2 separate regions of the Homo sapiens genome follow, and region 1 is linked to region 2. The links are chromatin loops, found by intact Hi-C in ENCODE. Cell type or tissue: Caco-2. All regions are shown on one strand. Links, peaks and the distances in the headings refer to the core of each region. The heading gives the core; the rest is flanking DNA.

What was found. Hi-C counts contacts between places; a loop is a spot of excess contacts. Peaks named below come from ENCODE experiments on the same cell type or tissue, not always from the same donor. Only the 100,000 strongest peaks of a DNase experiment are listed, where the experiment ranks them.
Region 1: a loop joins it to region 2, with 7 times the contacts of the local background. A loop is called at or near these places in 3 of 110 quality-filtered maps.

Annotation. Positions count from the first base shown.
Region 1 is chr9:37,695,070-37,710,706 of GRCh38, reverse strand. It overlaps FRMPD1 (FERM and PDZ domain containing 1), which reads right to left. Exons shown (of 16, transcript NM_014907.3): 3 at 3,134-3,291; 4 at 2,206-2,308. Among named protein-coding and RNA genes, the nearest start is that of TRMT10B, 51 kb to the left of the region's middle. RefSeq lists a silencer at 13,089-13,335. In Caco-2, for the core only: no CTCF peak of the experiment used is centred there; no DNase peak of the experiment used is centred there.
Region 2 is chr9:37,642,264-37,657,900 of GRCh38, reverse strand. It overlaps FRMPD1 (FERM and PDZ domain containing 1), which reads right to left and starts at 6,947. Exons shown (of 16, transcript NM_014907.3): 1 at 6,807-6,947. RefSeq lists a silencer at 6,806-7,075. In Caco-2, for the core only: no CTCF peak of the experiment used is centred there; a DNase peak (open chromatin) is centred at 6,900; H3K4me3 peaks cover 1,108 bases; H3K27me3 peaks cover 133 bases.

The DNA.
Region 1 (15,637 bases), core at 3,459-11,458, 53 kb before region 2:
GTGTGAGCCACCGTGCCCAACCCAAAAAAATTTTTTAGGAGAAAATATGGCAATAACACAGATAACTCAGGTTGCTATTTCATAAAACTCAGGCTAAACATTTCACTAAACAGAATGAATGTCTGTGGATAACGTTTATCAGATAAAAGCCAAAGAGTTTATGGTGTTTGGGCACACAAAGTCGGTGTAATGAGCCCAATCATATAATCAAGATAGTAGACATCTTTGTCTTGCATTATCTCTTAGATTTCAAAAGTGATCAAATCAAGCAGATAACTGCTTGACCTCTACTTTATATTAGCGGCCAGAACAGAGAAAATCGATCATATTTTCCTTTCTCTTTGCCACTGCTACCATGGAGAAGCAGTTGGCAAAATAATTTCATTTGACTTCTTGCAATATGAACATTTAGGCCAATTGCTGCTGGTGTGTTATTTCCTCAAAAGGATAAACTCAACCCAAGATGTCTAAGTGTCTAGGGACTTCCTCTTTTCCATTTTAAATGAGAACAGGCCTTTTCTGAGATAAATCACAATAAACCCAAATGCAAGTGCTCTAAAAGGACATACTGGCCTCATAGCTATTTGGAGGAATTTGAGATGTTTTCTTGGCATTGTTGTTGTATCTTTTTGTTTTGCTTTGTGTTTTACCTTTTACACGTGACACTGAATAATACATGCTGGTTTTAGACACTGGGAACTAAGCTTAAAAAAAGTAAGGCGTCCTGGGATTCTCACATGCAAAAGACAGCAGAGGGTACAGATGCACAGCACACCTCAAGTCATGCATCCCTGCTCAGAAGCCTTCAACTGCTCGCCCTTCCAGGGGGAGAATCACACTGAAACATGCTGTGCTGGCATTCAAGACCTTCTATCATCTGGACTTCACTTCCTAGAACTTTTCTGCAGGCAAACTGAACTGCTCAGCAGCCCCTACTTCCCACCCAGTTGCTTCTGTTTACCTCTTTGCCTGAATCACCCTTCACCTCCATCTTTTGGACCAAATTTTACCCAGCATTAAAGACACAACTGAAATATTTCTGGGCCCTTCTCTGTTTTGTCAGCCTACAACTTCTGCCCAAGTTGGAGGACTCTCCAGCATTTACAGTGTATTTCCTTGGCTTTTCTTTTCTTTTTCTTTCTCTCTTTTTTTGAGATGGAGTCTTGTTCTGTCACCCAGGCTGGAGTGCAGTGGTACAATCGTGGCCCATTGCAACCTCTGCCTCCCGGGTTCAAGCGATTCTCCTGCCTCAGCCACCCGAGTAGCTGGGATGGGAAGACCACTTGAGCCCAAGAGTTTGAGACCAGCCTAGGCAACACAGCAAGTCCCCATCTCAAAAAAAAAGGGAAAAAAAAACAATTAATACCACCCCAAAGCCAGATCAGCCATTCATGAAAAATCACAAACTGAATTTTATATATATATATATATCTCTTCAAGTTAGCTTTCATCTACCTCTGATTCTCGTCTGTCTTTATACTAGTCATTAGAACAATGTTGAGTGAAAAATTTAAAAGCCAAAGCTTCATGTGCCCTTAAAATGTCTGCTTGTCCTCTTCACTCCTATCAATGGCACTCCTCCGTCTTAAAGTCTGGGTTGCCAATTCCCAGCGCTAACCATATTCACTCATTTAACTGAGCACCCACTGAGCCCTGGTCTCAGGAAATCATTGTCTAGGTAAAAAGCGAGGCATTTTCATAAGTCACAATGACACCAGACAGAAGGTTTGGAGGTGCTACATCAATGAAACTACATATATGCCAACCAAGATGCACCTGCAATTATATTTAAGAAGATATATCAAGAGGGATAAAGAAGAACAGATTTGGCATCAATTTAGTTCAATCTTTGGCATATGTTACAACGTGCCTATAAATCCTTAGAGGGTAGGGCCTGTGGGTTATTTATGATCATTACATTCCCTGCATGCTTAGCACGGTGTCTTGGGCATAGCAGGGCTTTGACAAATACAGCACTCTGTGCCTCCCAAGCTCTTTTGTAGGCAAGTGAGAGAGAGTGGACTGTAACAGCCACTAACAAGAAGCCGTTTTAATAGATGGAACTCTAAAACGAGGCTGTTTTTGCTGCTTTAAAGGAGACTTAGCCTTATTAAAATCAGGGGATCAGTTATGCCATTCCTGTTGCCCATCTTTGTTCTTTGATAATCTGTGCAATTCTGTAGATGATGGAAGACCATTTAGTACCTGAGAATATCGACTGCTCGTTCCCAGGAAAGGTCTTCAGCAGGCTCATTGTTCATTTGGAGGATCTGATCACCAGGGAAAAGCTTGCCGTGAGCAGAGCCTCCTGTTGGACAGAAAATAAGTAATTGGTGCTCATGCCGGGAGGACCCAGACTCTATGTGTAATAGCGGCACAGTTAAATGGCACCCTGATCCAGTTCCCAGGGGCACTGGCTCACTCCCCCGCCTTCAGTCAGGCTTGGGCTCATGTGGATCTTAATTTTCCTGTTTATAAACCATGGATAATGTACCTATCATCTATCACCAACTTCCAGGGATGTTAGAAGACTGTCCTGAGAAAGAAAACTAGCAGAAACCTTCTAAATCAATAGAGTTGGCCAGTAAATCTACTCCATTCATCTCTAAAAAACTCTGGTGTGTATGTGTAGTAAATAGAAATCAATACATTTTAACGAATCCCAGATTAACACACCTCAATTATGAAAACAAGCACTGGACTTTCCCCACCTGCTCCTCTCCACCCTGGTACAGCCTGTATTTCACAAGGTTCAAATGAAAACAAATCAATGGTTTCTATTACTGTCTGACCAGAAAGTATCCCCAGCTAGGAGCGTGTGGGGTTCAAAGAGGAAGGCTAGCTTAGCCAAATACTTTCACTGCCCCTGAGACCAGCCAGGGAGCCAAGGGTGGGCAACGCCCTAGCCAAGGCCAGTGGGAGCCTGGGGTTTGGAGCGGCAAGTGCACTTGAGGCTTCCTCCCTCCCAGCATCAAAGTAAGGTGCAAAGCCCAAGACAGAATTAGGTGTGCCTTTTCTAACTTCCCAGGTAGGATTTTCTGCATTTTGTTATAGGATAGAGAGATCGGGGAGATTTGGGGCTATTTCCCCTTAAGAAACCAAACTCCTTTCTCATTTCCCAGTCATCCCCTACCTGCTGTGACAGCCACCACTGTAAGGGGAAGGCTCTCAGAAATGTGAAATCCATAGTCCTGGAGGAGGGTGTCTTTGTCTATCTTTACTGTGTGTCGCACAGGGATGAGGGTCTGAGTTGGGTTCCTGGCGGGCCCATCAGCTGCAGCAACTTTAGCCCTGGAAGAGAAGGAGTATGTAAAAAAGAGAAAGAGAAGACTCTAGTTGTTGGTCACGAACTGGGTCAGCCCTAAGCATCATGGAGAAAGATGCAGAACTGAGCAGACACCAATTCTCCTCTTGAGACAAATAAGACACCAACTCCACTAGCAGAACTTAGGACTGTCCTCTAAAAGAGAAGTCGTATTGCCAGGCATTCTTAATGAGCTAATGCTAAATATCTAGAAAGCGCCCAGGAAGTGCTATGGACACACAGAGAAGGGGGAGAGCAGTTTCACCTTTGTAGGGCAGGGAATAGGGAATCAGGGACGCATCTGGTACTTGGAAGAGGTGGCATTTGAGCTGCACTCTGAGACATGTCTAGGGTATACCTATACAGCCCAGATCCTGGCACACAGAAGATATTCAATAACTGCTGCTGAGTGAATCAATGAATGAATGGATGGATGGATGGATGGATGGATGGATGGATGGATGGACGGACTGACAGAAGAACAGGCAGATGGGCATCCCAGGCAGGACATACTGCTGGAGTCAGAGGTACAGGAGAGGAAAAACATGGATGGTGAGCAGAAACAAGGAGTTGTCAGGTTCAGATGTTTGATGACGGATAATTTTATAGCAAGATTTTGTCTTTGGTGATGTTTTTCTTTGTTTCTTTATGATGAATTTTGCTTCCCTTTAAGCTTTGTAACTGCAAGGTTTCCAATATAAAATCTCAGATAGCAAGGACTCCCTCTATATCAACTTTTAAAACATGTATGTTCCTTAAAAGCAGGAAAGTAATATTTTCTATCTCTCAAAGAGAGAAACCACAAAGCGAGTCACAAGTTATTTGTCATTCACCTGTGGCAAATGATTTTTCCCTCTAACAGTCAGTGGTTCTTTCTGAGGAAGGTCAAATAGTGATGGGATGAGGTGTTTATTGTCATTATGAACAACAGAAATGTGAAGGAGTAATAGCTGTCTTGGGACTCTGCGGTTAAGGTCTATCATTTATTCTCATCCATTTACCAAACACTTTCAGGAACCCTGCCTAATGCAATAGGCCCTCACTTATCTGAAAATCATCTCCCTCTCATTTATAATGATCTCCAGTTTCAACAAGGATCCGGAAATATGAAAAACTGTCTCACAGAGCCAAAATGTAAGTGACAAGCACAAGTCCAAAGTCTCGTGTACACTATCCACCAAGGATCCCCCCCAGGCCCTGACTTAGAGCAAATTTAGGATCTGTATGAATAGATGACCCAGCCCACACAACCTAGAAGCAGAGGGAGTCTTTCTTCTAGGCCAGCATGCAGGTAATACTGAGCTGGAGCAGCAGAGAGACCTAATGAGAGGGAAGAAACAGAAAACTGAAAATTCACACTAAATAAAGCCCATAGCTCTTCCTGATTTTTTTTCAATCTTTTATTTATTTATTTATTTATTTATTTATTTATTTATTTATTTTGAGGGAGGGTTTTACTCTGTCACTCAGGCTAGAGTGCAGTGGCATGATCTCAGCTCACTGGTTCAAGCGGTTCTCATGCCTCAGCCTCTTGAGTAGCTGGGACTACAGGCTCGTGCTACCACACCCGGTTAATTTTTTGTATTTTTAGTAGGGATGGGGTTTCTCCATGTTGTCCAGGCTGGTCTCAATCTTCTGAGCTCAAGTGATCTGCCTCTCAGCCACCCAAAGTGCTGGGATTACAGGCAGGAGCCACCGCACCCAGCCTATTCCTGATTTTGTAAAAAACATTTAGAGCTATAAAAAGGTTTTTCTAAATGCAATAAATAACACTCTATACTAAAAGTCAAAAATCAACATTTGACATTACAGGTGCAGTGCCTCATGCCTGTAATCCCAGCACTTAGGGAAGCTGAGGCTAGCTAATCACTTGAGTCCCAGAGCTCAAGACCAGCCTGGGCAACATGGCAATACCCTGTCTCTATTAAAAATACAAAAAAATAGCAGGACTTGGTGGTGTACACCTGTGGTACCAGCTACTCAAGAGGCTGAGGTTGCAGTGAGCTGAGATCATGCCACTGCTCTCCAGCCTGGGTGACAGAGCGAGACTATCTCAAAAACAAACAAACAAACAATTTGGTGTTTTATTTAATGTAGTAGGATAAATGCTAATAATAGTTATCAGGGAAGGAAAAATGACAAGAGGAATAATGAGCACAGGAATGGAAAAGTACCACCTTATTATTTTTTTTTTGTTTTTTAGCAGATGACATTCACACAGAAAATGATGAACAAAGAAAATTTTTAGTGCCAGAAGATAAGTTTAGTGGAGATGCAGGATAAAAACACAAAACACAGCCACAAAAAGGATCAAACAATTCATTAAAAGCAGATTAGCTGAATGTACATTCGGTGTTAGGCATTCTTAATGAGTGAATGCTAAATATCTAGAAAATGCCAAGAAAGGATTCAAGTAACAAAACTAGTGATGTGTACTAATGTAATTCAGGGGAAGAAGGATTTATTTAAAGAAAATAATATAACTTTCCTTAAAGCAATAAAGGAAAACACAATAATTGGGTTAAAGTTATGCTGGGTTCCTGGATGGAAACACTAAGTATCAAAAAAAAAAAAAGTTCTAAATTAAATAGAGATTTAATGTAATATAAATAAAAAATTCTTCCAGATTAAAAAACAACTTGACAAATTGATGGTAATCACAGCAATAACGACAATAATAATTAATAACATTTATGAATACTAACTATATTTTAGGGAGTGATTTAACATTATATATATATATATATCTCACTCAACCCTCAAACTTTTGAGGTGGGTACAATTATTATTCCTGTTTTATAGGTGAAAAGACTAAATCTTGCTCTGAGAGATTTTAACTTGCTTAAAGTCATACAGCTGGGAAGCAGGTTTCAAATTGGGGCTACTTTCTTCAATAGGCACACTAGCACTGCTTCTAGAGCAGTGCGGTCCAAATGAAATATACACACCGCATACGTAAATTTAAGTTTTCTAATAGCTACATAAAAACAGGAAAAAAATAAGTGAAATAAATTTTAATAACATATATTTTATTTAACTCAATATATCCAAAATAGTATCATTTCAACTCGTAGTTAATACAAAAAATTATTGATGAGAGATTTTGCATTCTTTCATATTAAGTCTTCAAAATCCAGGGTCTATTTTACACTTACAGCGCGTATCAATTTGAACTCTAAATTTCTATCAGAAATACTTAGATTTCAGAAAAGTTACAGTTGAAAAGTAAGCACTCCTTTCAGACAAAGGCAATAATCAAAACTGCATAGTGTGGCTTTCACCAATGAAACTGAATAGAAATTCTAGAAAGTCCTTTAAGTGTCTGGAAGTTTCTTAAAAGACTAAACATGGTGTACAACATGATCCAGCAATTGCACTCCTGGGTATGTACCGGAGAGAAATGAAAATAAATGTCTACACAAAAACTTGCACATGAATATTTATAGCAGCATTTTCTGTAAATGTCCAAAAGTGGAAACAACTCGAATGTCCATCAACTAATGACATGGATAAATAAAATACCGTATTCCAGAACAGAATATTTGGCAATAAAAAGGAATGAAACATGGATGAATCTGGCTAAGTGAAAGCCAGTCACAAATGACCACATATTGTATGATTCCATTAACATGAAATATCTAGAACAGACTAATCTATAGAGACAGAAAGTAGATTAGGGGTTGTCCAAGGCTTCAGGGAGGGAGGTTTGGGAGGTTTGGGAGTCACTGCTAATAGGTATAGGTTTCCTTTGTGGGGGATGAAAACCTTCCAAAATGGACTTGTGACAGTTGCAGATCTGTGAATACACTAAGAACCATTGAATTGTACACTTCAAATGGGGGAATTGTATGGTATGTAAATTATCTATCAATAAAGCAGCTGAAAATAAGTAAATTTAAAAAAATCCTGAAGTGGGGAAAGCTTATAATACAAATATATGAAGAATGGGCATAAATACACATAGTAGATACCCACATTTCACATGCTCAAAGCAAGTGAATTGACAACTCTCACATGAAGAAAGCAAGCTGGAAATTAACACAGAAAATGTACAACCTTATCAAAGAAGCACAACTGAAAGGGCTATGGAGTACTATTATGTGTCATACCAAATATGAATAAAAATAATAAGGCCCAACAGGTACTAGTCCTGAGATTAAAGAATGACAATACAAACTGGCAATTCAATCTCTCTAGGAAATCATTGGTGAACCTGTACCATGAATTTAAATTTTAAATTTGATCTTCTGTTACCATTTTGACCGGTATTCCTTGAACTGATGACCACAAAGGAAAAAATATCATATTATTTATCCTGGACCATGAGTTCCTAGAAGACAAGGGTGGTACCCATTCATCTCCATGTCTCCCATGCCTAGTAAAGTTCTAGAACAGAGTATGAGTTCAATAAACCCTGGCTCTTAAGTATTCAAAAATATCAATCTCAGCTTTATTTAGAATAGTGGGAAAACTCAAAACAACCCGATAGGGAATAGATAAACCAAACACAACAAAGAATGACCTCGAAGACTCTACATCAAAAAGTATTGTGGGCCTAAAAGCTTCAGACATACAAAGAAACACAATCTAGAAAATACCCTTCCAGAGCACTGTGTAAGCTATGGTTTACCCTTCCTAAGTGAGAACTAGAATTATTCTCCTCCTAATAATTCCCCACCACCCACAGAACAAAAGCCAAACTCCTCAACCTTGCCTTCGTGGACCTGTGTCCTGAGGCTTCAGTCCCTAGCCAGCATCCACCCACCACTCCCCTTCCCAGGCCTTCACTCCAGACTGATCTTACCTCTAACAGTTTTACCCCTGGGCCTTGGCTCACACAACTGCCTCTGCAGAAAGTGTGAGGCCAAGTCAAAGTCCAGCTCAAAGGTCATATCTTCCTTCTCTGATTTCCTAGCCAGACCTAAGTTCTCACATCTTGGAGCTCTGACCCTCTCTTATGGCCCCGAGCATCCAAACCTTTATTTAAAGTTATCTGACTCCATATATTGTTACCCTTAACAGACTATTTATTCCTTGGAAACAGGAACCACATTTTGTCCACCTCTGTATTTCTCACATTGTCAAGTGAAGATCTTTGCTCACGGGAAGCATCAGTGCTTATTGGGCAAATAAATGAGCAAAATACTGTACATATCTAATATGTTACTGCTAATGTAGTTGTACCTCTAATATAATTAGTGAAAAGTGAAAAGGCATATACAACCAGTAATGAACAGCAATTTGAATATAAGTAACAGAGATGAAACTTTGTCATTTTCCTTTATGTTTGCTTAACTCGATATATAGCTCAACCCTATGGCTATTGCCCTAATCAGAACTTATCTTCTCCGTGTCTCAGAGCTCAGTAAATGGTATCATAAGGATAATGACAATTGCTCAAGCCAGAATCCCAGAGTCATCCTTGACTTTCCTCCACTCTTATCCTTCAAATCACTCACAACACGAGAAGATCTCAAAAAGGGTCCATTTCTTTCCATCTCCACAGCCACCATTCTGTTTCAGGCCCCATCACCAGCCCTACTGACAGGTTTCTACTAGGCTGCTAACTGGTCTCCCCACTTTCCATTCTCATCTTTCCTGAATGATTCTCCATCTAGCAGCCAGACTGATTTTATAAACACAATTCTGTTCATGTGTTTCCCCTGACTGAATGGCATAATCCAAAATCCTGAATATGGCTTAATACAGCTCCCGCCCATCACTCCAGCCTCCAGGACCAAGTCATTCATTCTCTTTGATATTTTTGTTCCAGTCAAACTAGCCTACTCTAAGTTCCTCAAACACATTGGCCTTTGGACAAGCTCTTCCCTCTGTCTAGAATAACTCACCTGCCTCCAAAACACACACACACACACACACACACACACACACGTACATGCACACACACGCGCGCACACACACACACACACAATTTCCCCAACATATCCAATCATGCTGTCTACCTGCCCAACTCCTACTCAGTCTTCTGATTTTGGTGGAAATATCTCCTACAAAATGTACCTACAGACCAGTGCAAAGTCTCTTGTCCTCTCTGGACTAGTTTGTGTAGCAAGAACCACATATTTCTTGTCCCATGTGCTGAACTCAGTACCAGCCATAGAGTAGGGTTAATAATTGTTTGGAGAACAAAAGAAAGAACAAACCTTACTACAGGGTTTCAACAGAATCCATTTTGATGCTTTTCAAATGGGCAGGCTCCGTTATCTTCCACTTGGCAGAGTGCGGTCCTCCACAATGGTGGACAAATGACATTGCACTGTATTGACTAATCCCTGGACAGTGTCAGTGGCTTTGGCCCAAAGTCTGGATTTGACATTTTCCCCAAAGGCCATGTTCTAGCTTTTGTTTGGAAAGGGATTAACCTAAGTACATGACCAAACCATGGCCGCTCCTCATAGAGAACATTTAATATTGACAGTAAGCTAAAGGAAATGATCTCTGTAACAACATTTCCTCCTCTGAAGCATCTTATAAATATCAAACTAAGCACTGATCTCAAAACATGTTTCTGCTGCCTTTGTAATCGTTTCAAACCATAAATGTGAGGTCATTTCTGTGATCTTACACTGGAAGAACAGAAGCCCTATAGTTACACTAATGAAATTCCTGCCAGATAACTGGATCTCCCCTAAGGTAGAACCAGAACAAACATGTTACATTTATCATGAAAACAGTCTCACATAGATGAATTCTACTTTTCATAGCTCACAAGTTTATACTGAGCTGGTTAATAACACTGAAAAGGAAAACTACCAGATGGATACTGATTGCACTTCACATATTCTCTGGCTTTTTATCTGCTCTCTGATATGTTGGAAAATGTATTCTACCTCTATCCTGTAACAACAAAGAATTCACCTCCGAGTTCCAGCAGGATGTGGAGAAACAATTTTGAATCTATGTTTAAACACTTTATTATGTTCAGCTTGAGTGATTTTAAAAGCTAAATCTGGTATAAACTGGATTTCATAACGTAAAGACGATTCAAAGAAACCAGAAATAGAGGCATCAGTCTGTACCAGAAGGAAATGTAGCATGTAATCACAATCATAGGAATGCACTTGTGGTTGTAACAGTTTCTAGGGGGCCATTCACTGTGGAGATTGTGAGGGTAGTGCTCCTACAGTTGAAAGGAGAAATTCTTCCATTATTACTTTAAAAACAGGATTCAGGAAATAATGGCAACTCTGCAGATGCAGTCCAGGAGCCTTCCAGACTACCCTCAAATCTCTCTACTTTTGCCTATGGGTCAAGACACAATAAAAAAAAATTGTTGCCTAAAAGGGTCTTTCTACACCATTAATAGTATTAGAAAGGTCAACAGAATTAGAAAGGTTTTAACAAAACCATTCTTAAAATTAGTAAATAGACTTCTTATAGTTGTAATAACCAAGTAAGTTTGGAAAGTGTGTAAAACCAGCAGCAAGGGCTTCTGACACTAAGATGCCAAAATGTGTGTATATGTGTGTGTGTGTGTGCGTGCATGCATACATGTGCATGTGTGTGCCTGTGTGCATACATGCATGGGTGTGTACACATGTATGCATGTATGTGCCTTGTGTCATTGTGTGTGTAGACATGCATGTATGTTCATTAGTATTAACATTCAAGACAAGTTAAAAGAAATATCTTTTCAAGCCCTGAGGATACAACCAAGCAGTGAAGAAAGCACGATGTCACATTAAGTTCTTTATGCTTCTTTAGATCTCGCTCTATAAAACTAACATTTCTAGATTAAGCATAAGAGAATTTAGTAAATCTTGGTGGGGTGCGGTGGCTCATGCCTGTAATCCTAACACTTTGGGAGGCTGAGGCGGGCAGATCACTTCAGATCAGGAGTTCAAGACCAGCCTGGGCAACATGGTGAAACCCCGTATCTTCCAAAAATACAAAAATTAGCTAGGCGTGGTGGCGCATGCCTGTAATTCCAGCTACTCAGGAGGCTGAGGCACGAGAATCACTTGAACCCGGGAGGTGCCAGTTGCAGTGAGCCAAGATCACAACACTGTACTCCAGCCTGGGCAACAGAGCAAGACCCTATCTCAAAAAAAAAAAAAAAAGAGAGAGACAGAGAGAATTCAGTAAATCTCATGCTTATTTGTTTTAATAGTATAATAAAATGATTCTAAACTTCATATGACAGAATAGGTGGGTAAGACTAAAAGCACTGAAAATGAAGAGTAATAAAAGCTTAGTTTAATAGGTAATGAGGCTGGTCACGGTGGCTCACGCCTGTAATCTCAGCATTTTGGGAGGCTGAGGCCAGTGGATCACTTGAGGTCAGGAGTTCGAGACCAGCCTGGCCAACATGAAACACTGCCTCTACTAAAAATACAAAAATTAGGCCGGGTGTGGTGGCTCACACCTGTAATCCCAGCACTTTGGGAGGCCGAGGCAGGTGGATCACCTGAGGTCGGGAGTTCGAGACCAGCCTGACCAACATTGAGAAACCCTGTCTCTACTAAAAATACAAAAGTTAGCCGGGTGTGGTGGTACATGCCTGCAACCCCAGCTACTCGGGAGGCTGAGGCAGGAGAATCACTTGAACCTATGAGGCAGAGGTTGCGGTGAGCCAAGGTTGCACCATTGCACCGCAGCCTGGGCAACAAGAGTGAAACTCCATCTCAAAAATAAATTTAAAAAAATACAAAAATTAGCCAGGTGTGGTGGCGCATATCTGTAATCCCAGCTACGCGGGCGACTGAGGCAGGAGAATCTCTTGAACCCAGGAGGTGGAGGTTGCAGTAAGCCAAGATCGCACCACTGCACTCCAGCCTGGGCAACAGAGGGAAACTATATCTCAAAAAAAAAAAAAAAAAAAAAAAAAAAAAAGATAATGAGATGCATAATACTATTGTAACGTAAGTAATTTTAATACAGCTGTGTAAAAGTAGGCAGTTACATCAATGGAACAGAATAGCCAGCCCAGAAACAGGTCCAATCTCCCACTCACAGACGCCAGAATTTCACATACAATAAAGGAGGGGTCAGTAAAGAATGAATCAAGAAGGCAAAGATCACTCACAATTAATGGTAATATGAATGACTACTTACTAATTTGGAAAAAAAATCCAGTTAGATCGTCATCTCCTAGCATATACTAAAATAAACTCCAACTTAAAGAATTAAATATAAACATTTTAAGCTATTAAATTGAATTGAAAAACTTGTATTGGATGAAGATTTTTGTAAGCTTAGAAGCAATGAAAGAAATTGCGAAGGAAAAGAATCCCATTTAACTATGTAAATTGGTATTATTATTTTTTTTAAGACAGAGTCTCACTCCATTGCCCAGGCTGGAGTGCAGTGGCACGATCTTGGCTCACACAACCTCTGCCTCCCAGGTTCAAGAGATTCTCCTGCCTCAGCCTTCCAAGTAGCTGGGACTAGAGGCACGCGCCACAATGCCCAGCTAATTTTCGTATTTTTAGTAGAGACGGGGTTTCACTATGTTGGCCAGGCTGGTCTCGAACTCCTGACCTTGTGATCTGCCCATCTTGGCTTCCCAAAGTGCTGGGATTACAGGCGTGAGCCACCACGCCCAGCCGAAGAACTGGTAATATTAAGTGGAAAAATATACTATCATCAAATCTTTGTCATTTTATCACTTCTGTAGTCATACGAAGCTATAAAGAAGATGACAATTTGATTGAAAGCAAAAGGTTAAAAATTAATTAGTTTATGATGTAATGTCACTGTGTTGCAGCTTTTATTAAGCAGTTTGCATTGCATTATTTACACAGAAATTCAAAACATGTCACAGAGACCTTTTGGGAGGTTAGCTATTTCTTTTCTTTTCTTTTTTTTTTCTTTTTGAGACAGAGTCTTGCTCTTTCACCCAGGCTGGAGTGCAGTGGCGCTATCTCGGCTCACTGCAAGCTCCGCCTCCCTGGTTCACGCCATTCTCCTGCCTCAGCCTCCTGAGTAGCTGGGACTACAGGCGCCTGCCACCACGCCCGGCTAATTTTTTTGTTTTTTTTTTAGCAGAGACGGGATTTCACCGTGTTAGCCAGAATGGTCTCCCAAAGTGCTGGGATTACAGGCATGAACCACTGGGCCTGGCCGAGTTTAGCTATTTCTAAAAGAACATTGATACTGTAAATGTTATTTTTCCGTTGGAATATGAAATCGAGTGGTAACAGAGGAGTCATCCTTATCATATCTGCACAATTTCCCATTCCTGTAACTATAGGTCTCACCAGTTTACTCCTACCCAAACAGGGACACTCATTCAAACTAAGGGCTACCAACTGAATTTGACTAATGATTGTAACAATAACCACCTACTGAAAATTAATCTAAAATTTAAGAAATCACAGGAACTTTGAAAGTTGACACTATTCCTCAGTAAAATACCTGTTTAAGATTCTCTATAAAGCTCTAACATTACTCTGTGTGTATAAAAGTTATCAATTTGTTTAGTAATGCCTGGAAATGGAAATGGTTATTTTTGACTAATTTACTCCTAGACAACTCACTTAGAGCCACAGATAGAGTTTAAATTTTATGGGAAAAAAATGCCAAAGACAAGTAAAGCAAGTACAACTGGCTGAAACGACTGAGTTTTTAAAAGTCAGAAAAAAACAGAATTGCTAAAATATGCATGTAAAATTATGTGACTACAGATGCATATCTGTGTTTCTTCCTTCTGCACTATAGAGGACATTTCAATACACTTCCTTGATTTCTTGCCCCAGCTACCAGGAAATTCAGGGCTAATGTTAGTATTCAAATGCTAAATCCTTAGTCTCATTGGTTTGCAATCTATTTCTAACACTTCTTGTTTAATTTTCCCACATGTTTTAAAACTGTAATCATTAAAAATTCCTTTTGGAAGAAGGAGGGATGTGCATTTTAAATATATTTCAATGAATAATACAGTCCCCTACTATAAAAGCCCTTAATCAGTAAAAATTTATTGAATGTCCGTTACATACTATGGACTCTGTTAAGGCTGACGATACTTTGTGAAACAAAACAGTCAGGGTCCCTGGTCTCATATATGAGAGGAAGGTTGGGGGAGAAAAGCCATATGATGGCAGAGGTGATAATGAACAGGTAAATAAATATATATATAATTATAAAGCGTGATGAGCAGGTAAGTACCCTGGAGGAAACAAGCAAGAGAATGGACTCCCTGTGCCTTGGGTGGTCAGGAAAGGCCTCTTAAAGAAGGTGATGTTTAAATTTAACCTGATGAAGAAGGACCTGTCATAAAAACAGGAAGTAAAAGAACTTTCCAGGCCAACTGAACAGCAAGTGCAAAATCCCTGAGATAGGAAAGAGCTCGATGACTTCTAGATATTAAAAAAAAAAAAAAAAAAAAAAAAGCAAAACAATGGAGAACGGTGAGCAAGGAAAGAAGAGGAACAAGGTGAGGCTGGACAGTTGGGCTGGTGAGAGATTGTGAAGAGACTTGTAGGTCATGGCAAAATGGTAGGTGAGCCACTGAATGGTTTGGGGTGGGGTCGAGCTGGGAGCTAGCATGGGACAGGAACATTTTACATTTCGAAAAGTCCACTATAGCTGCAGAGTAGAGAATCTGCTGCAACAGGGAAAAAGCAAGTGAGTGATCCTTGCGGGGGTCCCAGGGAGAGAGAGGTGGACAGTTCTGAAGGCAAACTGATAGGAGCTGCTGATGGGGTGGATGCAGGGGATTCAAGGAGTCAGGATGATGCTCAGGTTTCTTGACCAGGCAACAAGGTGGTAGGTGGTACCATTTAGTCTATTCCTAGGAAACGAAATTATTTACCCCTCACTCAGCTTTTTCAGTTATTGATCATTTTCTAGTAATCTGAGGACACCAAAGATTACAGATGAGAAGAAATTCACACAAGGCTACAAATGATTTATCCTAGAAACATGGAAATTATGTCTTCCATGGGCAGTGACAGGAAACTTTATCTCTTTGTTTTTCTCTTTCTCAAGCACTTGGAAAGCAAAACTCCCTAGACACATGGGAAGATGTTTAATATCATTAACCACCAAGGAAATGCAGATAAAAACCACAATGAGACAACATTCCACACCCACTAGGATGGCTACAATAAAAGAGATAACAGCAAGTGTTGGCAAAGATGTAGAGGCACTGAAACTCTCACATACTGCTGGTGGAAATGTAGAATGGTATGGCCACTCTGGGAAACAGTCTGATAGTTCCTCAAAAGACTAAACACAGAGTTGTTATGTGGCCCAACTATTCCACTCCTAAGTATATACTCAGGAGAACTGAAAATATGTGTTCAAACAAAAACTTTTACACAATTGTTCATAGCAGCATTATTCATAATGGCCCAAAAGTAAAAACAACTC
Region 2 (15,637 bases), core at 3,428-11,427:
TGGTGGGGGTTGGTAGGTCCAAGCAGAGGGAGGCTGGGTATGCTAGGGGAATTCCTGCACCACACAAAGGCTGTACTTGATCATCTCCGGAGCTGGCAGTCTTGTTTGAGGGTCTATGCTGGTAGCTAAAATATCTGGAAACATATGTGTGAATCTAGGTTTTCAGCACATAAACAAGGCACACTCTCACTAAGACACTTATTACGCAGTTTTTGCAAAGAGCTAAGTACTGAAAATAACCAGGAATGAGCTTGAGAAAGAGACCGTCTATTCTTCCATCTCCTATACATAAAATGTCCCTCACCCCAGGGAGAAAGAAAGAGGCCAAGTATGTATCTCCACAGAGACATCATCTTCTAACCAGACCAGGAACTAACAGCACATTCACAGGTACCAGGGGAGCCCTGGACAGTCTGGAGTGGTGTCTTTTTCCAGGGAAAGCCAGAGAGAACAGAGACTGCAGCTACTAAATAAATTATTTTTATAAGAACGAATAAATGCCATCCTCGTCTTTAATAATTGTTTTTCCTTTTGCATCCTTCTGAATTCTACATTGGAGCAAAGAAAACAACAAAGCAGTAACTCAGAAGCTTCACATGTGAATAGTTACAAGTCAGCATCAGACAGGGGTTTCAACTGGCAGGGGAGGTGGGATTGTTATCGTTGGTTTTAATACAAGCTGTAGCCTACACCCTATATTCTAGATACTCAAAGAACAGGAAGCACAGCATTTCTCAGCTGCCTGCACATCTGTCTTCTCTTAAGTCAAAAATCTCAGAGAATGATGCACTGTTGCATCCAGATGAATTCCTCTGAAGCTCTTTCCATTCAGGATTTTGAAATTTTGCCATATCACCCTTTTACTGAAGCAGCTGAGGTTCTCAGATCATTCCTTGAAAGAGGTCAAAAGAACTTTTAAATTTACCATCTTATCTTTTCCAACTTGTAATTAGTGTTTTTTTTTTTCTTTTTCACCAAAACAACTAATATTAAGGCCACATACCATTTAGCAGCCAGCTTGGGAAAGGATTGGTGGCCCAAACCACTTCTAACTGCTGGCAAAAAGGTCTCTAAACATCAGATGAGTTCCTGAAAACACTGTGTCACTTAATGAAAATAATGGCTTCTGCCCTCATATCAATCTGCCAAGCACCTAGTCCGGCTTCCCACTGTCCTTCAGGCAGATAGTTAACTGAAAAAAAAAAAGTCTCAGATTTGCAAACCTGTATAATGTAATCTGTAATTACCAAAACAAATTTAATCCACTGTTAGTACTGCTTCCATGAACATATATTAAGTTTAGTGTATATCTCAGGATACAGTAAAAGTACAACTACAATAGCTGTGGATAAACCAAAATTTTATACATTGATTGGTGTTAAGTGCATAGGTATATTTGGTGTTTGAAAGCTTTCTATACTGATCTTTTTTACAGTAAGGAACGCTTTTATAATATAAAGAATGATTGTCAAAAGCTTCAAGGTTCAAATTTTACACAGTATATTCCTTTAAAATAGGCACACTGAAAAGCTAAATTCAAAACTCAGACTCATCTTAGAGGTTGCATCAACCCATCATCAAATGAAGGAGCTACATCTTGAGGGATCAGAATGCCACGAGTGAGTTCAGCTGACAACCATATGCAACCCCTAAGCATCAGCCTCATGTTTCTGGCTTGACTCAAACCATTTCAGATATCGGGAAAATCACAGGCTTTTGTCAATCCGATACAGACCATTATCAAGCTTGCATTAGGGCTAGGCTCTGTGAAAAGGGTTGTGGGGTAGAAAGATGAAGGACATTGTGCCGGCCCTCCCAAGGGCTTTCTATGAGCTGTGGCCACATACACAAGTGACCGCACACAAAATCCTTCAAGGCTGACAGTAATGACTTCTCCATGAGAGGTACCAAGTATCAGGGAACAGTGAAATCCCTGGGATGAGGGGATCTGGAAGACAGCTTCCTAAGGGTGGTAGGATTTGAGCTTAGCCTTCAGGCATAGGCAGGACCACCAAGGCTAAAGCACATGCTAGACAGAGGGGCTAGACGGGGGAGCAAAGGCCTAGAGACCTGAGGCTAGGGGGATTAAGAGTTGGGAGGCTGGGCACGGGGACTCATGCCTGTAATCTCAGCACTTTGGGAGGCCGAGGCGGGTGGATCACAAGGTCAGGAGTTCGAGACCAGCCTGGTCAATATGGTGAAACCCCGTCTCTACGAAAAAATACAAAAATTAGCCGGGCATGGTGGCAGGTGCCTGTAGTCCCAGGTACTCAGGAGGCTGCGGCAGGGCAATTGCTTGAACCCGGGAGGCAGAGGTTGCAGTGAGCCGAGATCGCACCACTGCACTCCAGCCTGGGCAACAGAGCAAGACTCCATCTCAAAAAAAAAAAAAAAAAAAAAAAAAGAGTGGGGACATGGTGCAGAGGAGGGGGTGTGAGAGAAAGGATGGAGGTAGCCCATCATGCCTGCTGGGCTGAGGACTCGGGACTTCAGTATCCATACAGGGAAGACCCACTGAAAGGCTCTAAGGAGGAGCATGATGAGATCAGAGCCACACTTTACAGTACAGAGCACTGAAGCCTGATGCTCAGAGAGAATGGAAAGATGGGGGCATATTTGAGAGAGATTTTGGAAGTAAAAATAACAGGGCTTGGTCACTGTTACTTTACAGGGCAAGGTCACTTGGTCCTTACTGAGTAGATTTCAGTAAGGAGGGAACAAGGGAGAAGGCACAGACAATTAGCCTCCCCTGCTGTAGTTTCCAGCTTGGGAGGAGGAGGGGATGATGGCTGAAGGGTACCCCGCAGCAAGCGGGCACAGCCAGTATTTTGGTACCAGGGCTGGTGGCACCAGGGGCTCAGCTCCACTCTTGCTTTCCCTTTATGCATCAATGAGCACCTCCGGGGGCAGGGAAGGAGGGAGGGAAAGAGATCCTAAAGAAGGGTCTACTGTGCAATGTCCCCGAAGTTGTAGCAGGAGCAGCAGCAGCAGCAGCTCACCACACCACTCGGCCTGATCCTGCAAGTGAAAAGTGCTGTGGGTGGTCATTTCTTCAAAATTCCTAAAATATATAATTCTGTATTGAAGGGGCAGAGAGCCTGCTCTTGAGTCTCCCCGATAACTGTGAGGATAATACCTGTGCACACAGACTGTCTAGTTGTACATGCACCAAGCCCCTTCAGGCCTCCAGGCCTTAGCATTTGCTGTTCCTTCAGCCTGGAACAGTTTCCTCCTTCTCTCACCCTCAATTGAACTTTTATTTGGTGCTTACTACATAACTGGCACTATTCTAAGTACTTTACATGTATCGACTCATTCAGTTATCCAACAACCCTCTCAAGGAGGTACTGTTATTATCCCTAGTTTACAGATGAAAAAACTGAAGTTCAGAAGATTAAATAACCTGATAGTGGAATATATTTAGTTAGCCAAGGGGCAAGTATTCAAATCCAGGTGGTGTGGCCCCAGAGTCTGCATTCTCATACACAGAACTACCCTACCTCTTACAGATACAGAGCTGCTGCACTGACCCTCACCCAGCTCCAGGCAAGACTGGCTCCCTCTCTCCTGTGGCTCTCACTGGCTCAGATAGGCCTGCCCTGACCACCCTCCAATGGAGTCCCACTCCTACTACTTTCTCCCACATTTCCCCACTTATTTTCTTCCCAGCCTTTGGCACAACCTGTAGTTACCTTATTTATGTAATGACTTCTTCATTATTTTCTCCAACTAGAATATAAACTCCAGGAAGGTAGAGACCTTGCCTTTTGTTCCGATGTATTCTCGAGGCACCTAGAACAATTTTCTGGCAGAGAGCAGGTGTTCTATGAACAACCATTGATTGAAAAAATGAAGGACAGTACCATAGATGCTACATAGTGCTACACAGGGTCATAAGGTATTGCAATGTTATTCTTCACCCTCTGTCTTCTTTTTTTTAGAGATGGAGTCTCACTCTTTTGACCGGGCTGGAGTGCAGTGGCCTGATCATAGCTCACCGCAGTCTCGAGTGAGACTCAAGTGATCCTCCCACCTCAGCACCTCAGCCTCCCAAGTAGCTGGGACCACAGGTGCACACCCACTACACCCAGCTAATTTGTAAATTTTTTGTAGAGATGGGGTCTCACTATGCTACCCAGGTTGTATCCTATTCTTTGACCACTGCAAATCTAAGACAGAAGGGAGCCAGTACCCCGCTCCCAGCTATATGGACAAAGCTGATATATTTAGAGCTGTGTCTGTCAAATCTGCCCCCCTCCCCCACCAATCTGGGTCCTTGAGTACATAGTGATAAGCTTGTGTGAGGCAGGGATTGAGCCTTCTGATTAGCCTTCTGTGACCTCCCACCACCTAACAGTATTTACAGGGCATTGCCTGTTGTTGATGTTAGTATCTGATCTGAACACCTTCCAAATAACAAAAAGCCCCTGCCCCTTGAATCAGGAGGCACCTCGAGGACACATCACATTGTCACAAGAACTCTCTGCTGCTGGTGAGGTTCTAAATCAATGCACATGCTTAAACCAAAAGCACTATTTACTCCAATGGTGCCTTCAAACACTTATTCAGCTTGCCCATGAACCCTCTGATAAAAAGAATTGACTTTTATCCAACACCTATTACATGCAAACATCCTATTAGACACTGTTATACATGATCTCATTTAATCTTGTGAGTTTGGAATTATTATTATTCCCGTTTTACGAATTAAAAAAGTGACGCTCGGAGGCCCAATACTCCACAGCCAGCGAGGATTCCAGCCCAGGTTCAGAGCCTCCAGAGCCTCTTCCCGCTGCCCTGTCTCTGAAGTGCTCTGCCTTCTCTGTGCTTCCACCAGGCTCACTGCTCTCATCTGTCTCATGCTCTCCCAGCTCTCACCAGTTCCTTGCTCGTACCAGCTCCTTGACCTACACATAGCCTTTCTATTCCTCACCACCTGTTGAAATCCTCTTCTTCCTCCACCTTCCATTGTAAAGCCTTCTCCAATATCTCCACTTGGAATTCACCCTCCTTAGTGTTCACAGGAATCCCAGGCGATAAAGCCCACAATGAAGATCCTGTGGCACAAGCCTCTCTATTCCCCAACAGAACCTAAGCTCCTTGAGGGTAGGGCCTGTTGGTAATTTTCATGTTTGTGTCCTCTCGAATGAGTAGTGAGAAAGTGCTTGATGAACCAATAGAGAATGAAGAGGGAAAAGACTGGTGGCATTTGAATGCGTCAGAGAGATAAAAGGCTCTGGACAAATTAGCTTCAAGGATGGGGTCTCATTCAGGAAAGACAAACTTAGGTACCACAACTCTGCTCTGGTCACCAAGCACACCCTCACCAGCTCTCTGATTTCATAATGCTAGAAACTTAAAACCAGGATGTCGAGGAAGGAAATAAAATCATAAAATCACTTCTGTGAGAATCCTTTCGTGGTAATGCGTTTCACCCACACACTGGGGAGCCACTAATTGCAGCACAAGGGGAACAAGATATTGGGCAAAAGAATAAATTTCACTTTCTAGCATATCACAGTTAACTACCTCGTGCTTGTTTTGCTGTGACTGTGCCAGAATGCACCAGTCCTGGAAAAGATGAACTTGGCTCCTTAACCGTACCCATACTCAACACCGACCAAAGGATGCCCGAAATTGTCTTGATTGGAAATCATCTCAACCATCATCTTAGACTAGAAACAAGTAGATGCTGGCCTCTAGGTCAGGACCCCTAGAACAGTGCATTATTTTTTTTTCCCAAACAACCATTCTGAGGTTTTTACAAAAATAACCGACTCACAAACAGAAACGCTTCCTGATCTATAAGCCACTTTGAAAACAAATCATTATGTCGTTGAATATTTCATGACGGTCCAAAGCACTGAAGAAGGCGAACTGAGCGTTCACCAATCCTCCCCATGTCTATTTTGGGACTTCCAAAGCAAACTGCAAATGCCTCCTTTATTTTCTAAACGTTCATTTGCAAGTGCTAGATGGATTCTTGGTGAAATATTGCCTCCACCCAAACTGACTAAATGCAGAGATCCGGAGGTTCCGCTTCTCCAGAGTTTACAGCTGAAAGAGACAGCGAACAACTAGTGAACACGACTTCCACCCTATTTTATAGGTGGCAAAAGCAGGGGGCACTTGCCCAAGGTCACACAGACAGTGGGTGTATGGCAGAGGAGCCACCAGAAGCCAGAGTCCTGACTCCTAACCCTAGGGGCATCCCCTGCTTCCCGAGGCTGACTCAACGCCCCCACTAAAGCTCAGTCAAAGCTGCTGCAAGTTAGCGACGCGACCCTGGAGACTGACTTCTGTGGCTCATTCCTCTCCACACGCAATGAGTTCTGGAGCTGAGACACTCAGGGATGCCCCTCTACTCAAAAAATGACAACACAGGCATTGGCACTGCAGCTGATCGTCCCTGGCGAACCCCTTCTGGTTCAGGTGTGGCCATCGAGGACGGACAGAGAGGGTTGGTCTGAGGTCACTCAGAAAGTTGGCGCTGGCCGCGGCCGCACCTGAACCCAGGTCTCTCCCCCTCCCGCGTTGCCGCTGTTTCCACTCACTACACCATGCAGATCTCGGAAACTTAAGCACACATCGCTACTGTGCAAACAGTTCACGATGGCAGGTCCTGAGCTAGCCCACGGACGCGCCCCCGAGCCGGGCTTGGGGACACGAGGACCGGAGGCGGGCGCGGGTCACCCGGGACTGGTGGTGCAGGCGGAGGGCGGCGCGGAGGAAGCCGAGGCGCAGGCCCGGGGTGTGGGGACAGGCCGTCTCCCCAAAACTTTGCGGTGCCAGGACCCCTCCCTTACCTGCAGAGGAGGTGCCGCCCGCGCGGACAAGGACCTAGCGGGCTGACGCTCTCGGAGAAGGGCGGCCCCGCCCAGCGGCGGGCACGGTCGCGGCCAAGGCTCGGGAAGCAGCGCTGCTCGGGCTCGGCTCGGGCTCCGCCTCCCGCGCCGAGGCTGCAGCCGGAGGGGTTGGCCGGGCCGGGCCGCGCCCGCGCCGTCTGGCGGCGGCAGGTGCTGAGGCTGCAGCTGCGCGGCCGCCAGCTGCCGGCGCCGCGACCCCCGCCCCGGGGGAGGAGCCCCGCGCGCCGCCTCCGCTGGCTCCGAGGTCCCGGCCCGCCGCAGTGGGCGGTCCCGCTCCCACCCGGGCCCTGCCTCCGCCGCCTGCCTCAGCTCACCGCCGGGGCACGCAGCGTCCGCTGAGTACCCAGGGGGGAGACTGAGGCTGGGAGAGGAAAGGGACTCCCCAAGGTCACCCGGACCAGCGGTGGTTGGGCCAGAACTGGAACCCAGAAGAGTTCCCAAAACGACCCCCTTCTCACGCCTCCTTTTCCCCAGGAAGAGCCCCAGCTACGGGGAGCCCTGGGGGACTCGCCCCCTGACCCCCACGCCCCGCAGGTGTTCGGCTGAAGGGAGAGGGAGAGCGTGGGCCCACGGTAGGCACTGTGGACCACCTCCCCTGTCTCTGTAAACTCCTTCCGCGCTGGGAAACTGTGTTCTCCTAGCTTTCCTCGGCCCTCTCCAGCCACTCCCTCGGTCTCCTTGAGGGTTCCTCAAACCAGAAGCTCTAAAATGCCGGAGCGCCCTGGGACTCTGCACTCAGCCCTTTTCTGACCCCCTGAGCCGTCTCACCCACTCCCCTGGTTCTGGTCCTACCGCCTCTCTGAGCATGATACCCAAATGCATGTGTCTGTGCACTATTTTCCGTGCTGAACTCTACTGAACACCTACGAGGTCCATATCCTGCATTAGACACTGGAGATACAATACACCTTTAATAAAGCAGTCCCTGTCCTCATGGAATGTACAGTCTAGGACTATTAAAATACAGTCCAGTTCCTGTAACAATAACCCAATCCCACGGGGCCAAGGGCACCACTCAGGCCTGCACTGACTGAGTGAAGGCCTCCTGGAGAGGGCATGCTCTAAATGGAAACCTGAAAGGCCAGTGGAATTGGCCAGTGAAAGGGAGGAGTGTGGAGAGAGCCTTTCAGGTTGAGACCACAGGAACAAAGACCCCAAGATGAGAGAGATCCCACAGAGGGAGTGGCAGGAGTTGAGACATAAAGCAGGGGAGTCAGCAGGGGCCAATTCCTGGTCAAGGAGTTTGCACCGTGTTCCCAGTGCACTGGCAGGTTCATGGGAGGAGTTCTGAGTAGGGTTGAGGCACCATCAGACTGGGATGTTAGATCATTCTGGGGATGGTGCACAGGCAGATGTTAACAAGTGCATCCTTCATCCAAGGGCGGTGGGGGAAGACTAGCAGCACTTTGGAGCCAACATCGTCTGGATGAAGGCAGGTGCTCCTCCTTTGTGACCTTCATTTCCAAATCCAGGAGTCCATCCAGAAACTCCTGAGTGGCTCCATCGCTGAAAGACCTCCTACGTAATTGCACCCAAAGCTCCCTTTTCTGTCAGTGCCCCAGCCCTCTGCCACCCAGATCCACGGGCTGAGTGAGCCTTTTGCTTTCCTCACCCGTCTTTGTAGTATACAAAGTTCTGCCCCAGGAGACAGAAGCACCATAAGGGTGGAAGATTCTGAAGCCATAGTGGAAATAATGAAAGCTTTTTAAAAATCAAGTATTCTGGCTCTCTGAATTATTTCTTAACAATTGCATGTGAATCTACAATTTTCTCAAAATAAAGTTTAATTTTAAAAATTATTTTGTAGATAAAGATTAATCATCAAATTACTCTCTCCAAGGCAGTTAAACACCAAAAAGCATAGCACTTGTCAGAAAGTAAGATAAGAACTATTCTCTTGTCCGGTGAGTACAAATGTTCCCCATGGAATTTTGCCCTGTCCCCCTCCATTTCCTAGCTACCTGCGTCAGTGTCAGCCTCTCTAGGTGCCGGACCCAGCCCCTAACCCCGCTCTCCTCAGATTCTCATTCTGGTCCCTCTTGCCCCTCAGCCTCCTTTACCATTGCCCTCATGTCCCTCCTTGGCCTTTCTCCCTTCACTCTCACCAGGCAATTCTATCAGCTGCATGGTTTCAGCCAAACCTTCTGTCTTCCAAACCCAGAGACACAACTGCCTGCTGGACATCGCCTAAATGTCCCTCAGGTGCCCCACTCTCAACACAGCCAAAACCAAACCCACATCTTACCCCCAAATTACCCCTTTTGCATTGCTTCCCTATCTCAACTGGTAGTGGCACTTCCTTCCTCTGGGCACCTAAACTAGAAACCAAAGGGACAGTCTAGACTCTTCCTTCTTCCTGGCCTTCATACTCTACTGGACACTAAGTCCAATCAACTCTGTCTCCTTAACTTCTCTTACACATGTCTCCTCCCCCTCATCCTGCCGCCCTTGCTTTCGTTGGAGCCTCACCATTTCTTGCCAAGGCTGTAGTAACCGCCTCCAGTCTTTCCTATTTTCATCCTTCACATACTGCCAGTGATCTTTTTCAACCACAGACCTGACCAGTGACTCTCCTGCTGAAGACACCTCCATTGTTCCTTCTTGATCGTGCAGCAAAGTCTTAACTCCTTAGCATCACGTGAATCCACAGTGATCCTATTACCCGTGTGGCGCCATCTCTACCTCACCCCACACCTGCACACCAAACACCTTATGTTCTTAGGGTACCTTATGTAATAAGAGACACATAACATAGTGTTAAAAAAAAATGTAGTCTTGAGCCAAACTGCCTAGGTTCAAATCCCAATGCTGCTTTTTAACCTATGTAATTTTGGAAAAGTTCCATAACCTCTCAGTTCTTGGTTTTTTTCCTTTGCAAAGGGAGCATAATAAGAATACCTACCACCTAGGAGTGTTCTAAAAAATAAGAGTTCCTGGAGACGAAACAGCATTCATTACTTGCTAGCCAGCACTATTAGGAATGCTTCTAATCATTATATGCGGTGAGGATTACCCTACTTATTTTACAGAGAGAAGGAAACTGAGGCTCCAAGAAGTAAAGTCGCTTACCCAAGATTCCACAGCTTTAAAATAGCTGCACTGGGATTCATATGAAATTCTAAATCCTATACTGCTAAATACTTTACATAAGCTATTATTGCTTCCTTGTTTTTCTAACCTTTAACCCAACCTATTGGACAAACTTCTTCTTCCTTTAAATCCTGGTCAAAAATATCTTGTCCTCCATGAACTCTTCCCAGTCCTTGCTTTGAGCCTCTGCTGTACTTATGTACAGCATACAGCAAATAAAGCACGCAGCACACCCATTACAATGATTTGTTTACACGTCTGTCTTCTTGAGACCTTCTTGAGAAATACAATGTCTTATTTATTTTTGCCTTCCTATAATCCCATAAATATTTATTGAATGAATGAATAAATCAACAAATAAAGTATATATGTTTCTCAAGTTTTACCCTAACAGCTGTCATTTGGATATAGATTACTTTTTTTTTTTTTTTTTTGAAACGGAGTCTCGCTCTTCGCCCAGGCTGGAGTGCAGTGGCGCGATCTCGGCTCACTGCAAGCTCCTCCTCCTGGGTTCACGCCATTCTCCTGCCTGAGCCTCCGGAGTAGCTGGGACTACAGGTGCCCGCCACCCCGCCCGGTTAATTTTTTTTTGTATTTTTAGTAGAGACGGGGTTTCACTGTGTTAGCCAGGATGGTCTTGATCTCCTGACCTTGTGATCCGCCCGTCTCGACCTCCCAAAGTGCTGGGATTACAGGTATGAGCCACCGTGCCTGGCCTAGATTACTTTCAATCTCTGTTTTTGTCACTCTGAAGAGTCATTTTTGGTGAGAGGATAGCATCAAATGATCTAATATTAATATAGAACAAGATATAGCAAGAATGAAATTTCTCATATTGCTATGTGGTTGTGCCTTGTCCCTCTCTGAGTCTCTCCTTTTTTTAGTGACACCATGTAATAGCCCATAAGGACAAGCTGTGTTGCATCCTAATGAGACTTCCTGACTCAAACATCTGAGATTCAAATTTATTTCCCATAAGTACCATTTCAGCTAAAAGTTTGCTTTCTCTATGGCAATGAGTATGCCATTTGTCATCTGCTAAGTGCCCATACCTTCCCCTTACCTGTATCAATCTCCTTTGCACTCAAATACTTCTGAGAGCTGACTTAATAGTGCTTTTCTATACAATTTCCTTCTTAGAATGCCTAACTCTTCCTGACCTCATATCTATTGTTCCCAAAATAGAATCATTTACTGCTTCAAATTTCAGCTTTACTGTCTGCAGTGATTTAGGACAAGTTTCTGTTCTTCTTCAGAATGATCAAATTCCTTATGGTTAAAAAAACCTCGACCCTGTCATTTTCTATGGAGTAGTGTTTTTAAATGTTTTTAAGTGTTTTCGATGTTAGAAATATTTATTTTGTTTACCTGAACACAAGTAAATTGGCAATTTTAATGCCTGCAGATCAAATTAATGAGAAGTAGTATGGGTGAAAGAAAGAACACTGTATGGAAAGCAGAGGGGAAAGGAGCTCTAGGAGTGCTCTGCCACCAAGTCCCCTCACTCTTCAAGTCTCAGCAGAATGGAGGAATGGGACCAGAATGACCTTCCAGGTCTCTTTCAGATCTAAAACGACATGATTCCTTAATGGGCCTCTAAGTGGTTATTCATTCATTCAGTCAACATTGTTGAGTGCCTACTACAGACTTAAGCCTTCTGAAGTGAATCCACATTGGATAGGGGATGAAACGGTTTGGTTAAGAGAGTGTTATTACACCACATAAACTGTATGTTCTTAATATTCAAGGTCTTATGCAGAAATATAATGAGACAGTTACATCAAGGCTTCAGTGAGCCAAGACTCAGGGACTACTGGAGTACTGCGAGAGGGTTATTAAAAATAGCCCTCTCTGATATCTATGCCAGCACTTCTGCTGAGCTACTTGTAGAAAAGCAGTGCCCTAGCGTTCTAGACCCTAATTCTGTCCCTCTCTTGCTATGTGGCTATGGGAAAATCGCCTCACCTCTCTGAGCTACACTTTACTCCTCTATAAGAAGAGGCAATGATACCTGATGACAACCAATGTTCCCTGAGCCCTAAACCAAATGATTCTTTGAGATTAAGGAAGCTAAAGTGTTATAGTCACAAAGAGAAGTACTGCTGTTGGCAAAAGAAATTGGGTGATTATCATGAGGATTATATTACCTCTTAGGGACAATTAGATTGTTGCTTTACAGAGAGAAAATTTGACAGAAAAACAATATGTTCTTACTCCCAAGATTCTAGGACACAGAAGCAGACATTCACTGCTCACTTCTTAAAAATGAATTGTCCAATTCACTGTATAATACTAAGAATAGGGAGTTGAGCTAGAAAGTTCATTATCTGTGTACTGGTGAAGAGAGATCAGTCTCCCAACACCCTCCAGACCTTGCTTGACTGTTTATCATAGTCGTTCTCTCAAAGATGATCTATTTTTACCTTTTTTTTTAGTGGTAGGGCAGGAGGATGGAAAACATGTCTGATATCTGGATTTATTCCTTAGCTCTCATCTAAGCCTTGTCTGCTTATATTTCTTTTCCTGTTCCTAATCGCATTCTCTGCTCCTTGATAAAACTGGTATTCGAATCTATTGCTAATGTAATGGACATAATGACTCAGTTAGAAACAGAGGAAGGCAATAAGATATTTGTATAGAATTGGGAATGATTATCACAAGTTTTAAAAAATATTCAAGCTCTTTATGTCTCTTGTCAGATGAATTTTTATCTCATTCCTTAAGTGATAAATCTTTCAGTGTTTTGAGAGGCAGCTTTGAAAAGATAGGACTGGGTTCAGCATCTATTACTCCTGCCTTTTTATCTCTTTTGTAAAATTCTCTCTCTCTCTTTTTTTTTTTTTTCTGCTGGCTCAGCTCCTGGGAGATCAGCTCCCCAGAAGAAGGCATGTCTTGAGGTTGTGGCCAGCATCAAGTGTGGCCCTACCCTGGTCTTGACAACTACATCTGGCCACTTCCCATAGGCTTCATTCTGCTTTGCATCTGCTGGGTGACTGCAACTCCCCACTACCACCGTGCTCCCCACAGCCCCCGGGGGCAGATGCCACCCTCTCTAGCACTATTTTCTTCATCTCTTTACTTTTGCATAGACTTTTCAGTTTGTAAAACACCAAACAGAGCAATCATCTCATCTTATTCTCTCAACAGCTGCTTGAGTTAGGCAGGACACACATGACAATCCCCACTTCACAGATGAAACTGAGGCAAGCTCAGAGAATTCAAGCGACTGGTATGAGGTCACAGAGCTGGTAAATGGGATTCAGATTCAGGTTTATTTGGGAAACTGAGCTCTATTGTTGGGGAGGAAAGATGGCTGTATTAGAACTGTGTTATAGAGAAACTTCCTAAATCACCTTAGCGTGCCTACCCAGGGGGCTTCTCTGAAGATGGGGGGCCACCTTCCAAGCCCTTCTCTTACCCAGCTCCCTGCTGAGGGGACCCAAATTGTGAGCCATACAGTGAATGGGGCATAGGACACTGTTGCCTATAGCTGGAGCCCAATCCCACACAGACAATCGCAGTGCAGGATTGGCAAAGGGCGGTGTTGCTGCCACACCGTCCACCATTGCAAGAAGGACAAAGGCCCAGGAGCCTGAGAACTAGTCAGCCTCGCTAGTGAGTCTGCAGTGAAGGCTTTCAATCCTGGGCTACCTGAGGGGCCCAGCTACCCCAACTAAGCAGGACCTCTCAACAGGAGAGGAAGAACTGTCCCTGCCCACTTCCTGCAAATAGCTCTGTGGGAAGACCCCTGACTCTGTCAAGACCTGCCTCTGTAGAACCGAATGTCACAGGTGGACCAAACTATCCCTTCAGGGTCACACCTAGCCCACACAGCATCTTTATGTGGGTTAGAAAAAAGCTTCCCCTCTCAGATACCTTTGTGAAAATGAGAAAATATGCTTCCTTCCTTTGGGCCAATGTAGCTCCACACTAGGGTACACAGCTCAGCAAGTGGATGTTGGCTCCTATTAATCCTCTCCACCAGATGCCCTTGCAATAAGCAAACTACACAATGGCACACAGCAGCGCAACCCCACCCTATTAATTCTGGGAGTGTCCAAAGATCCTAAAAGCTTCTTCCACCTCACCTCAGCCTGGTGGACCCAGCCAGGTAGCTTTGTTCACCACCAGGCCACTGGAGAAGCATCATTCTTTCCTTTCATGATCGCTGAACTATTGTACCCAAGAGGCCACAAAAGCCCAACTTACCCACTTGTGGATATAAGTAGCCAAAGCAGATCAGAGATTATTTAAAGGGAGTCAATAGCTTGAAGGAGCACAACCAAGACAAATAACTAAAAGAGAGGAATCACATTGAGATCAATTTAATAGAAGAAAAACTAACTTTTTAAAATCAAAAATGTAAGGAGATTCAAGCAGAGACTAGAAAGAAATGATCAAAATGAGGAAAAATTGTTTTTGAAAGTTAAATACACAATTTTTTAAATTTGCAATTGTGGAAATGAAAAATGTAATGAACACCACTGAAAACTGATTTAATGATCTGAAAGATGAAAAAGGAGAACTACCCCACAGTACCAAACCAAAATTAAAAAGAAATAGAAATTATGAGTCAGAGGGTTTTAAAACATTGATGAAATATCTAGAAGATATGCAAATAATAGTACCAAATGGAGGAAAAAAATAACAAAGGAGCAAAGCAATAACCAAAATATAATAGAAAAAAAGACTAAGCCCATAGTCTTGAATTATCAGATAAAATGTATGCACTTGAATTACCTATACATTAAATGTATGGACTTGAGTTATCAGGTAAAAAAGACTCTAATTTCTACACTGTATTAATTTTAAAACACACACCTAGAACTTCCAGTCCTGGGCATTTCACTGAAAAGGGTAAAATGTCAGGAGCAGTAGACTGTAATAAGTTATTTATGTATGATTTAATACTTGAGCAACAACTTTAAAAACTATACAGAGAGATACACTCAAAAATACTTTAGATAAATCAAAGTAGAATTCTTTAAAAAGCCCAAGTACTCCACAGGGAGGCAGGAAAAAGAAAAAAGAGGAGTGAGAAATGGGGAACAAACAGATGGGAGAGAAAGCTTCCAAGACTTTCCCCTGTGCAGAAAGAAAAGAAATAACAACATAGCAGAGTTAAGTGCTAACATTTTAGTAATTATATTAAATGTAAATAATCTAAATACACCAATTAAAAGACAAAGATTGGCAGAATGGATATTTAAAAATATATCCTGGTGAAATTTCTGAACTCCTAGAATAAAGAGTAAATGTCATGAGCTTCCAGGCAATGTGAATAGCTTACCGAAGGAGGAAACAGAGCCCTCTGGAATTATGGATCCCACAAATCGTCCTTGCCAAATTTTATTGAGACCTAATATTTGTTAGGCACTGTTCTAAGCGGTTTATCTCATTTTAATAACCCTATGAATTATATATTAATATCCCCACTTTATAAATGAGAAAACCAAGGCCAAATGTTCCCCTGGTCACTCAACTAGTAAGAGCTTGGATTCAAATCCAAGAAATCTAGTGAAAGAAACTAAATAATAAGTCCAAGTCAGCTATTGAAGGGGAGAGGGATGATAGAGCTTCCAGGCAGAGAGAACAGCCTATGGGAAGGCTCTAAGGATGGAAAGGAACACCTATTAGATGCTATGTATTTTTAATATACTAACACAAAAACTCCAACAAGC